Linked DNA regions of Homo sapiens: region 2 is linked to region 1. A link is an interaction called in ENCODE POLR2A ChIA-PET data of the cell type or tissue named here. Cell type or tissue: MCF 10A. All regions are shown on one strand. Region 1 overlaps SLC1A2 (solute carrier family 1 member 2). Region 2 overlaps SLC1A2 (solute carrier family 1 member 2).

What was found. ChIA-PET counts read pairs that join two places held together with the same protein. Peaks named below come from ENCODE experiments on the same cell type or tissue, not always from the same donor. Only the 100,000 strongest peaks of a DNase experiment are listed, where the experiment ranks them.
Region 2: POLR2A ChIA-PET joins it to region 1 with 24 read pairs; 2 of 35 experiments call an interaction of 5 or more read pairs at or near these places.

What each region holds. Positions count from the first base shown.
Region 1 is chr11:35,361,550-35,366,549 of GRCh38, forward strand. The region is part of intron 1 of SLC1A2 (solute carrier family 1 member 2); the gene reads right to left. Among named protein-coding and RNA genes, the nearest start is that of SLC1A2-AS2, 55 kb to the right of the region's middle. In MCF 10A, no CTCF peak of the experiment used is centred here; a DNase peak (open chromatin) is centred at 2,682.
Region 2 is chr11:35,273,638-35,278,637 of GRCh38, forward strand. The region is part of intron 9 of SLC1A2 (solute carrier family 1 member 2); the gene reads right to left. Among named protein-coding and RNA genes, the nearest start is that of SLC1A2-AS1, 5.7 kb to the right of the region's middle. In MCF 10A, no CTCF peak of the experiment used is centred here; DNase peaks (open chromatin) are centred at 2,004 and 2,934.

The DNA of each region.
Region 1 (5,000 bases):
CCTTGTCAGGCATCAAAATCTCCCATATCATGGCAATCCTTTAGGTTAAGAAGAGGGGACAAATGGGTGAGAACACAGAGGACTCTGAGTCTAAGCCACAGAGTTGGATTTAGTCTTAGGGTAGAAAGGAATAAAGGCTTTTGTCAGCTGGGTACGGTGGCTCACACCTGTAATCTCAGCACTTTGGGAGGCCTAGGCAGGAGGACTCCTTGAGCCTAGGAGTTCAAGACCACCCTGGACAACATGGCAAAACCAAGTCTTCCACAAAAATACAAAAATTAACTGGGCATGGTGATGCCTGCCTGCAGTCTCAGCTACTCCAAGGGCTGAAGTAGAGGATCACTTGAGCCTGGGAGGTTGAGGCTGCAGTGAGCCACGTTCACACCACTGCACTCTAGCCTAGGTGATAGACACAGTGAGACCCTGTCTCAAAAATAAATAAATAATTAAAGACTTTTGTCATCATATTGGTAGGATTCAGGCTGCTATATAGAATTATTAATCTGACCAGAGGTTAGCACAGAGAATGGAGCTTCAGTTCTCACCTGGTATAGGCAATGGTGGAGATCGGGCCAGGGGACTCTCCAAACTACCATCTACCCCAGACAGCAGATGCCCAAGATGTTTTGCATGTGGCCTGATGCAGAGCTCTGCTCTGCACAATCCCCGCAGGTGTCTGGATCATCTAGACACACTCCTCACCATATCTGTGGCTCTTTCATAGCTGTCTCTGGCCCCTCCCTGGGCCATTTCAATCCCAATCTGAAATTTTCACAGGAGATATAACATCTGAGAGAGGACTGTTCTTCAGTTGGTTCCTAATAGCAGCCATAGATAAATATGTTAAAATAAAGAATCCTGTGGCCTGCAGTGGACATCTTTTGGAGCACCACCTGAGATTCCAATCCTACTTTCAACACTCATGAGCTGTGTGGCCTTGGACAGATTATCTAACATCTGTGAACCTCAAATACTTCATTCATACAACAGATGATAATAATAATAACTATTCACGGGACTGTAGTGAAAATTAATTCCATCAATACATGTGAAAGTGCCTGGAATGTGGCATGCAACATATGGTAACTATTATGATTATCCTTACTATGTTGTATTTGTTCATTCCACAAAAATTTCTTAGGCAAAACAACCATTGACTTTATGAGCCTTAAATGGCCTTTGAGCAACTTTGCTTTTGAGAGTCGCCATGGGAATCCATGGCAAATCCACAGCAAACTGGATTTTCAGGTCTCATGTCTTAGCAGCCTGACTACATCCAACTTCTAGTTGCAGCATCTACTCCCCCTTTTGGTGACATTTATCACTTTAGGACAATGATACTAGCTAATCTTCACTGAAGACTTACTATGTGCCAGCCACATTCTAAATGCTTCACATTTGGCTTGTTTGAATCTTTCAAAAACCTGATGAGGTAGCACTACTATTATTCCTATTGGGGACAAGAAGAAGGCACAGAGAGACTGAGCAACTTGCTGAAGTTCACAAAGCAGGTCAGCGGCAGACCCTCAAAGTCGGACTCCTGAGCCAATGCATGTTACTATTGCACACCCTGCCTCTCACTGGAGAGGCTTACTGTCTCTCTAGAGAAGGGGAGGTGTGCAGCATGAATGTCATAAAGGATGGGAAGTGGAGAAGCCAGGAGTGGCTGCAGGTGAGGTTCAGAAAGCAAAACCATCTTTTGGGTGTTGTGTATTCTGCCCCAGATGACAATTTTGGGGTTGTTCCAGACCGTGGATGTCTGAGTAGGAGGCAGACAGCAGGCTGTTGCCTGGTAGTGGGGAAGGAAGGGCGGATGGCTTGGAGCTTGGGACACAGCTAAAGTTGCTACAGATGCCTCTTCTCGGTTGCCAAAGGTTTTGTAACTTACAAAATAGGGAGCTCATTGGAGGGTTTCAAACCTCATTTGGGGTACAGGACCAGAGAATGCCTTCAGATCTCTCCAGGCTGTCAAATTCCAGGATACAAGTTCCCCCAGGGACATCTCTAACACATCTGGCTTGGTCTCAAAATGACAGAGGAACTAGCACTTAGAGCACTTTCTGTCAGCCAGTTGCTTTATACTGAGTTCTTCCAGCAACTCTCTGCACGGAATTATTATTATGTCCATCTTCTTGATGAGGCAAAGAGAGAGAAAATAACTTGCTCCAGGACACGTGGCTGACAAGGTCTGGAGCTAGGACCTGAGCCAAAGAAAGAAGGAAGAAAATGATATCTGGGTGTAGTACTTGGTACTCAATAGGTGTTTTGAACAGGAGGGGCATCATACCTTTTCCTCACTGATTGGTTCTCATTCAAGCATCTACAAAGGACCAGGACACGGAGGTGTACAAGGCAGGCTAGGTCTGTACCTGCACTGAGTGGTATTTCCTGTTCCACCAAAGACAAGAGCTTAGCAGGTGGCAGGGGCACCGGCAGAAAGAGGATGACCCTCAGACCCAGGACCCTGCACTGTTTTCCATTGCTGCCATCCCATGCACAGAGGCTGGATTGAAAAGCAGCTCTTGGAACAGAGTCTGCTTGCTCTGACACTAAGAACACCATATGTGTCCCTGCCACAAAGGGAGAGAAGACACTCCCTGCTGTTCTGGAGGTGGTGTCCAGGAGCTGGCAAGCAGCCTCTTGGCATTTTATTTCAATAGCTGAGGGTGGGGGCTGTGGGGAGAGTTAAGCAATGGAAAGTTTTCCTTTGTGCTGCCCTCACAAGGCATTTCTGGAAAGGGTCAGTTTGGGGTGATTCATCATCTACCCATGTAGACTCACACTGAGAAGCCAGCTCAGATACTGTGATTAAAAATACATTTCTTCTCACCTACTTTCTTATTAATATTCTGTAAGTGTACTAAAGGGGCCTCAGTCAATAGTAAGAAAAGTTCATTTACCCAGTAGTAGCTACACTGGCTCTAATCATTTGGTGAATGTAACTATCTACCTAAAGACTTGATTTTCTTTTCAAAGAGCTATGGTAAAATGCCAAGCACTAAACAATCCAGCAAAGCAATTACTTGCTCAACAGTCTGCTGAAGTTTGAATACCACTCACTAACTACACACATTAGGTAAGTGATCAGATTTCCCTGAGCCTTAGTTTCTTCATATGTAAAATGGAGATAATCAGGATACCTATTGTAGTCATAGGTTAATACATACACACCCCCATGATGGTGCCTGGAACATCACCTGCACTCAATACAAGTTAGCTATCATTATGCACACTCAACCTATTTCTTAATATTTATGGTCATTTATTCTCTTACTGTGTGTGCCAGGTGCAGGGCTGAGGGCTTATAGACATCACACAATTCAGTCCTCAAGACAACCCTGTGAGGTGGGTATTAAGCCCATATTACAGATGAGAAAATGGAGAAAAAGAAGTCCATACCTGGTGGATGGCAGAGCAGGGCAGGTTCATCTGAACGCACAGCCAATGCGTTTTAGAGTAAGACTGTGAAACTAGCAAGAGAGAAAACCTTATGATCTCTGTTTAACAGGTCAAGAAACTGAGGCAGAGAGATGTTAAGTGACAAATCCACATCCAGTTTTGTTTGCACAACACATGGGACAAACATCAAAGTGGATGGGTCAGGAGATGATACTGAGGAGGCCGAGGAATAAGCTGGCTTTCTCCCTTGACTAAAATAATACAGCAAAGGTGCTTCTGGTCCCTCTGGGGCTGGGTTGTATCCATGCCATTTGGGCAACTCCTCTAAGTGCCTCCAAAGCCCTTGACATTGCTCCTTACACATGATCAATGATATGGTAAAGCTGGTGTAACTACAGCCCTGCCATCAGCCTGGCTCTGAGGTCAGCATTTCCAGCATCAGTCTCAGTGTAGCATTCCCAAGTCTCCACAATCACCAAAGATCATAAACGGTGTGAGTTTGAATCCTTGTCGTAAAATCTGCTCCTAGGAACCCAAACCAACACAGAACCAAAGTAACACATGCCATTTTCAAGCAGAAACATTAACTTCTACATGTGGGATCACTCATCCGAAAAACTCCTCTTCATCCTTTAAAACCCCGCTCTGCTGTCTCTGTCTCTGCAGACTTCCCTGACCATCCCCAGCCTGCAACAAAAGTGATGTTTACCACTCCTGAACTATTTCTGTTTTCTTTACATAATTCAAATTGTTGTTACCCAGGGTGGACTGGCCATTACAGTTTATATGTCTGTCTGTCTGTCTCTCCCATCAGGCTGTGCACACCTCCATCGAGGCATCCACAATTTATTTCAGTTCCTTGGGAATTAGCAATGCATATATGGTCTACATCAGTGGCTCTCTACAGGGGTGACTTTTCCCCTAGGAACACGTGGCAACACCTGGAGACATGTTTGGTTGTCACAATTATGAGGTGAGGGGAGGGAGGCTATGGGCACCAAGTGGGTAGAGGACAGGAATGCTGCTAAACATGCTATAATGCATAAAACAGTCCTCCACGGCAAAGAATTAGCCAGCCCCAAATGTCAATAGTGCTGAGGTCAAAACACCCTGGTCTGGATGGTAGCTCTCAGTTAACCATCTATTACATGTACTGTGTCAACTAGAGTTTATTATACTTATGAATCAGGGTTCAGGGCCTGTTTTGGTTCTCAAGTATTGCTGCACCTCTGTGGGAGGATTACACTTCTCTATCCCTGAAGACGTCCTTTGCCACGTGAATTCCTTTGGATAAAGAAATGTGAGCATGTCTCAGATGCTCTCAGTGCCCCACTCACGTCCCTCCTCTCTGTCCCTCTAATGCACTCCAGCCAACTTGTAACTGCTAGCATCTATCTCTTTGTCTGAGTGCTTTCTCGGAAGCTAGAAGGCTACTCTCTGTGTGTACACACGGGCTGGAAGTGCTAGGAAATTAAAACTCCTCAGGAGTAGCCTTCAACCCATGTCTGGAAGGTTTGGTTGTGTAAATATACCAGCTCCCTTGTTCCTCAGGAGGGTAATTCTAAGGCACATGATTTGCCCTGTTTTCCAGAATTTCTCCA
Region 2 (5,000 bases), 88 kb before region 1:
ACCTTATCCATTTCTTTTTGCACCTAGGAGGCTCCATTGGGATTTCTTGACCCCATTACTAGACTATAAGCTCCTTGAGGACTGAGACTATGTTTCATTTACTTATGGCACAGGCTGGGCAGGGGAGAATGGGGAGGCTGGTATGTGGAAGGGGCAGGACCAGGATGGATTGTGAATTTAAGACTTGAAAGCAGATTAGCTCTAGAGACACAATTGGTTTTTGTTTAGTAAAACATCTGGTTAGATATTTTCGTGGTAAAAAGTCAGGATGCAGGCCATGATCTAGCAGGATGAGGAGAGAGGCACAGAGAGCTCAGATTACTTTACAGATGAAAAGGAGAGGGGTGTCCAGAGAGCTGGGGAAATATTCAAAGATGGAGAACAAGGAGTCCCAAGGGGAAATTCCCAGGGGTGGGGAATACTAAAAGATTTTTTAGAAAAGGAGATGCCTAACATTACATTTTTATTTTATGTCTGTGCTACCTGAAATTATTAACAGTGAAATAACACTTGAGATTCAACAGTCGATGAAGGGGAGACGACTTCTTTTTCATTTTATTACTCTTTTGAACTTTGTCCTTCCCTTTGCTATGAACATGCATTTATTTTGTGATATATCAAAAAATGATTTTGCTGCGCAGAACTATAGCCCTGCCCCATCCCGCCTTGATCTGCAATTATGCTGCCTCAAGTCAGAGAAACTTTGGTGAGAGAGGAAAGGACTTAGTGGAAAAGGGGCCACATTCCATGGGGAGGTTGATGTAGACCGGAGATAAGATGTAAAAAAGAGAATTCAGTGGAAGTGGGAAATCAAAGCAAAAGACTAAGATAGACATAAGCCCCTAAAATCTTCAAAGAAAAGGTTAACGTAGGAATTAGTTTTGTTTTCCACCAGCCATGAGTGGAGGGTCAGTTAGTTAAGTTTGTGTGTGTGTGTGTGTGCATGTGCATGTGTGTGTCTCAAATTTTTAAAACAGCAGAACTCAGATGAGCATGCTTGGAACACCCAAGGATATCTAGATCATCTGGGTTTGAACCCCAATTCAGCCAGTTAATATCCACTAAATTGGGATAAGTTACTTCTCTCTGAACCTGTTTTCTCAACTGTAAAACAATGATAATACTATTAGTTGCTTCATAATCTGCTGTGACTTTCAAACGAGCCCATGTAAAGTGCTTAGAACAATATCTAACACTTAAGGAGCACTCACTAAGTATTAGCTATTTGCATCCTGTATCTTTTCAATCTATTTTTTTGAAAGGATGCATCAACTGTCAAGAGTTAACTCAAAAAAAAGTAGAGGTGCTCATATACCCACAATCAGAAACTCCTGTTTTCCTTCTCCGTCTCTAGTTCATTGCTTCTGGAAGGGAGAGTCCCTGGAGATTGCATCATCAGAATCACCTGGGAACTTGCTAGAAATGTCAATTCTCCAGCCCCACCTCAGATATATCTCTGGGAGATTTTGGTGCATGCTCGAGTTTGAGAATGAATGCTCTATTCTCTCCAGAGAGGAATGCTGTTGGGAGGAGCTTCAGAGCCCTCCTGGAGGGTGGAGGCTCTTTGAGGTCTTCCTTCTAAGTGCCGTCTCAACTATATTCCCCAATTAGCACATGTGAGCCCAGAAAAGATCTCACTAGCAGAGTCTTATGTGAGAATTAGGCCATAGGTCCACTCGGATTTCACTTTATTTTGATTTTCCTTTTCCTACCTGTAGCCAGACACAGTTATTTATTACCTCTTCCTGGTATTGGCTCCCATTTACCACTCCATCCTGCCTCCTTCAGAGACACTGGGGTGTCAGCAAGGTCTCTTATAAATATCTGCCAAGGGCTCCTGACGCAAAGGGCTTCCTGGACCCAGGGGAAGGTTCTGGTTTTAAACAGTCCCACCCATCCAGTGCTCTGGGACTCGGCATTTTTCAGGGCTCCAGAATCTTGGTTTTCACCATGACATTTACAGAGCAGCTAAGCCTGCCTGTTGAAAACCATCCAGGGCTTAGAGGGCAGTAATGAGGCTGGCTGGTCTCCAGCAGTTGGCAAACACTGTGACACATTAAATGTCACTGTAGGCTTTGTTTGGTTTTAAATTGAAAAATTGCTAGAGTTATGAAAGCTTACAAACCTTGGCTAAAGAGGTGAAGTTTCCCCCTTTTCTTTTTCTCTGCTTTTCCTCCACAGACTACTTATCTAGGGAATGGCCAGTTGCACCCCATCTCATCTTAGCCCCCACCACCACTTACACACTAATGAGCACCCAATAGTCACAGAGCTCACAACCAAGAGCTAGTTTCCAGAACTCCTCTTGCTGGTGAGAAAGAATGTGCCACCATTACTAATTCAAAGCAGATCTGACCTAGCTACAAACAGCTACACACATTTTCCCAGGATCCTCTACCCTTCCTTTTTCTTTTCCTCTTAAAAGGAATGCTCGTGCTTATTTGTATACAAACATTCATCCCCAGCAGAATTCTACTCTAGGTCTTAAAACTAGAAGGGCACTCAAAGGCATTGAACCTAGACTCTTGCTTCCAACCTGATATGTTATTGCCCCATTTTACACATGATGTAGCTGAGGCTCAGAAAGTCACTTGCCCAAGGTCCTTTAGATAGTAAGTGCAGAGCTCAGACTGAGGGCTCCTGCCTCTTAGACTCTCTTTCCCTTGATCACACTCCTCCCTCCATTTGAGATCAGAGCCCCAGAACTGGACAACAGCTCTTCATTTGCTCCTTTCTTCCCAGCTCCAGCCTAGGATGGGGTTTTCTATTATATGATTTCATCAACATAGTTAATCCAAATGTATCATCCTTTTTAAAAAAAAAAAAAAATTCAGCCAACTCCCTTCTGCTGACACACTTCAGCCCTGGAGTTAGGACGCTCTGCTTTCCTTTGCAAGTGTAAGCATGTGAGCACCTGCATGGGGTGATCTGGGAGGGCCCAGCCCTCCTGTTTCATTTGCTAACATTTAGGTCAGAAGTAGGCAGGGTTTTGAATGTTTCATGAAGTGACTCACATCCAACAGGCTTGAAAACAAGTGACTGCCAAGGACCAGGACCTACAATGGCAGACCCACTGGGGCTGGAAGACTTGAATTCTAAGGGTGGCCAAGACCTTGATTGTACCCCATTTGTCCTCATTGAGCCTATTTGTTTTATTTTCATGCTGAGAGAAGAAAAAAATAGGTCAAAAATATTTCTCTGGTTAGCATGCAGAATCAGGTGTGTCTTAGTCTGTGCTGCTATAGCAAAATACTTGAGATTGGGTAATTTATATAGAACAGAAATTTATTTCCTCAGAATTCTGGAGGTTGGGAAATCCAAGATCAAGAAACTGGTATCTGGTAAGGGCCTTCTTTCTGCATCATGACATAGCAGAAGGCAGAAAGACAAAGAGAGGGCAAGAAGGGGCTGAATTCACCCTTTTATAATGCACCAACCCCACTCATGAGGGTGGAGCCTTCACGATATAATCACCTTTTAAAGGCCACACCTCTTAATATTGTTACAATGGCAATTAAACGTCAACATGAGTTTTGGACTGGACAAATATTCAAACCATAGCCCAGTGGGTGGCCCTAATAAGTGTGTCTTCTCCAACCGTTCCAACTCTGGGCCTCTCTGCTCCTCCTCCCCACTGTTAGAACACTTAGTACAAATTAGGAGGCTGTGTGGAGTTGGGTGAAGTGTCCTGACCTGGCCATACAAGCTCTGCTGTGCATCAGGCAAAAGACTCAACCCTTCTGATTCCCAGTTTTCTCATCTGGAAATACAGCATAGGGCACCTTAAGGATTAAATGGAGACAGATGTAAAGACATTGCAGTACCCACCAAATATCACCCCTTTTCCTCACTCCTGATCATATTAGTGCATTTTTTTCCACTCAAAGGCATTTGTATTATAATGGGGGGCAGCCTCTATAATAATATTTTTTAAAAAGATGAATTTCTAATGGTGGTTTAAAGCCTTGGAAATAAGCCCAAGAAAAAAATGAGGCAATATTGTCACAGCAGGCGAGGGACCCTCAATGACCACAAGCATTGAAAAGACTTGAGAGGCAAAGAGTCAAGGGTTTAAGTAAGCAACAAGTCATGGGGAAAGCCAGCAGAACTTAAATGGCTTCCTTCGTCTTTCTTTTCATGTGGATGGACCCAATTATCACACAGCAACTATGTGGTTAAGAGTAGCTCACATTTATTGAGCTGCTACTATTTGCTCTGTCTCTAGACCACTGCCAATGTCTTTATTTCCCTTTTGTCCCCCTTCCATCCATGGCCTACCCCATTCCTTTGTATCCTTCATCCCCTTCTCTCACAATCCTTCTCACCCATACACCACCATTGACTCTCAGCTGCCTTGTCTGAACAGATGTCATGAGAAAGGCTGTCCCTTGGGGCCAATATAGGACACAGAGAATAACCAAGCTAGCAGGTAGGGACGCCACTACCACCACCTGAGAGACTGGCAGAGACAGAGATGAGGCTATTTTGTTTGCTTGTCACCTTCCGCTAAAGGTATTTCCTGAGCATTTTCTGATGATGAAGGAGCCAATCAGGAAAATCTATGGCCTTCCTTGCAGCCCTCCCAAGTTGAACTGATTCTGTTCAGGGAGCCACTTCTTACTTCTGTTTTTTTTTGTTTTTTTTTTTTTTTTTTTTAGATGGAGTTTCACTCTTGTTGCCCAGGCTGGAGTGCAATGGCACGATCTCAGCTCACTGCAACCTCCGCCTCCCAGGTTCAAGTGATTCTCCTGCCTTAGCCTCCCAAGTAGCTGGGATTACGGGCATATGCCACCACACCTGGCTAATTATTTTTGCATTTTTGGTAGAGACGGGGTTTCTCCATGTTGTTCAGGCTGGTCTTGAACTCCCGACCTCAGGTGATCTGCCCGCTTCAGCCTCCCAAAGTGCTGGGCACTTCTTATTTCTAACCTAAGCCCTGTTGTCTGCACCAACAGCAGGCACATCTTATGGAGAAGTCAGGCTTCTTTCTAGCCTTCCCA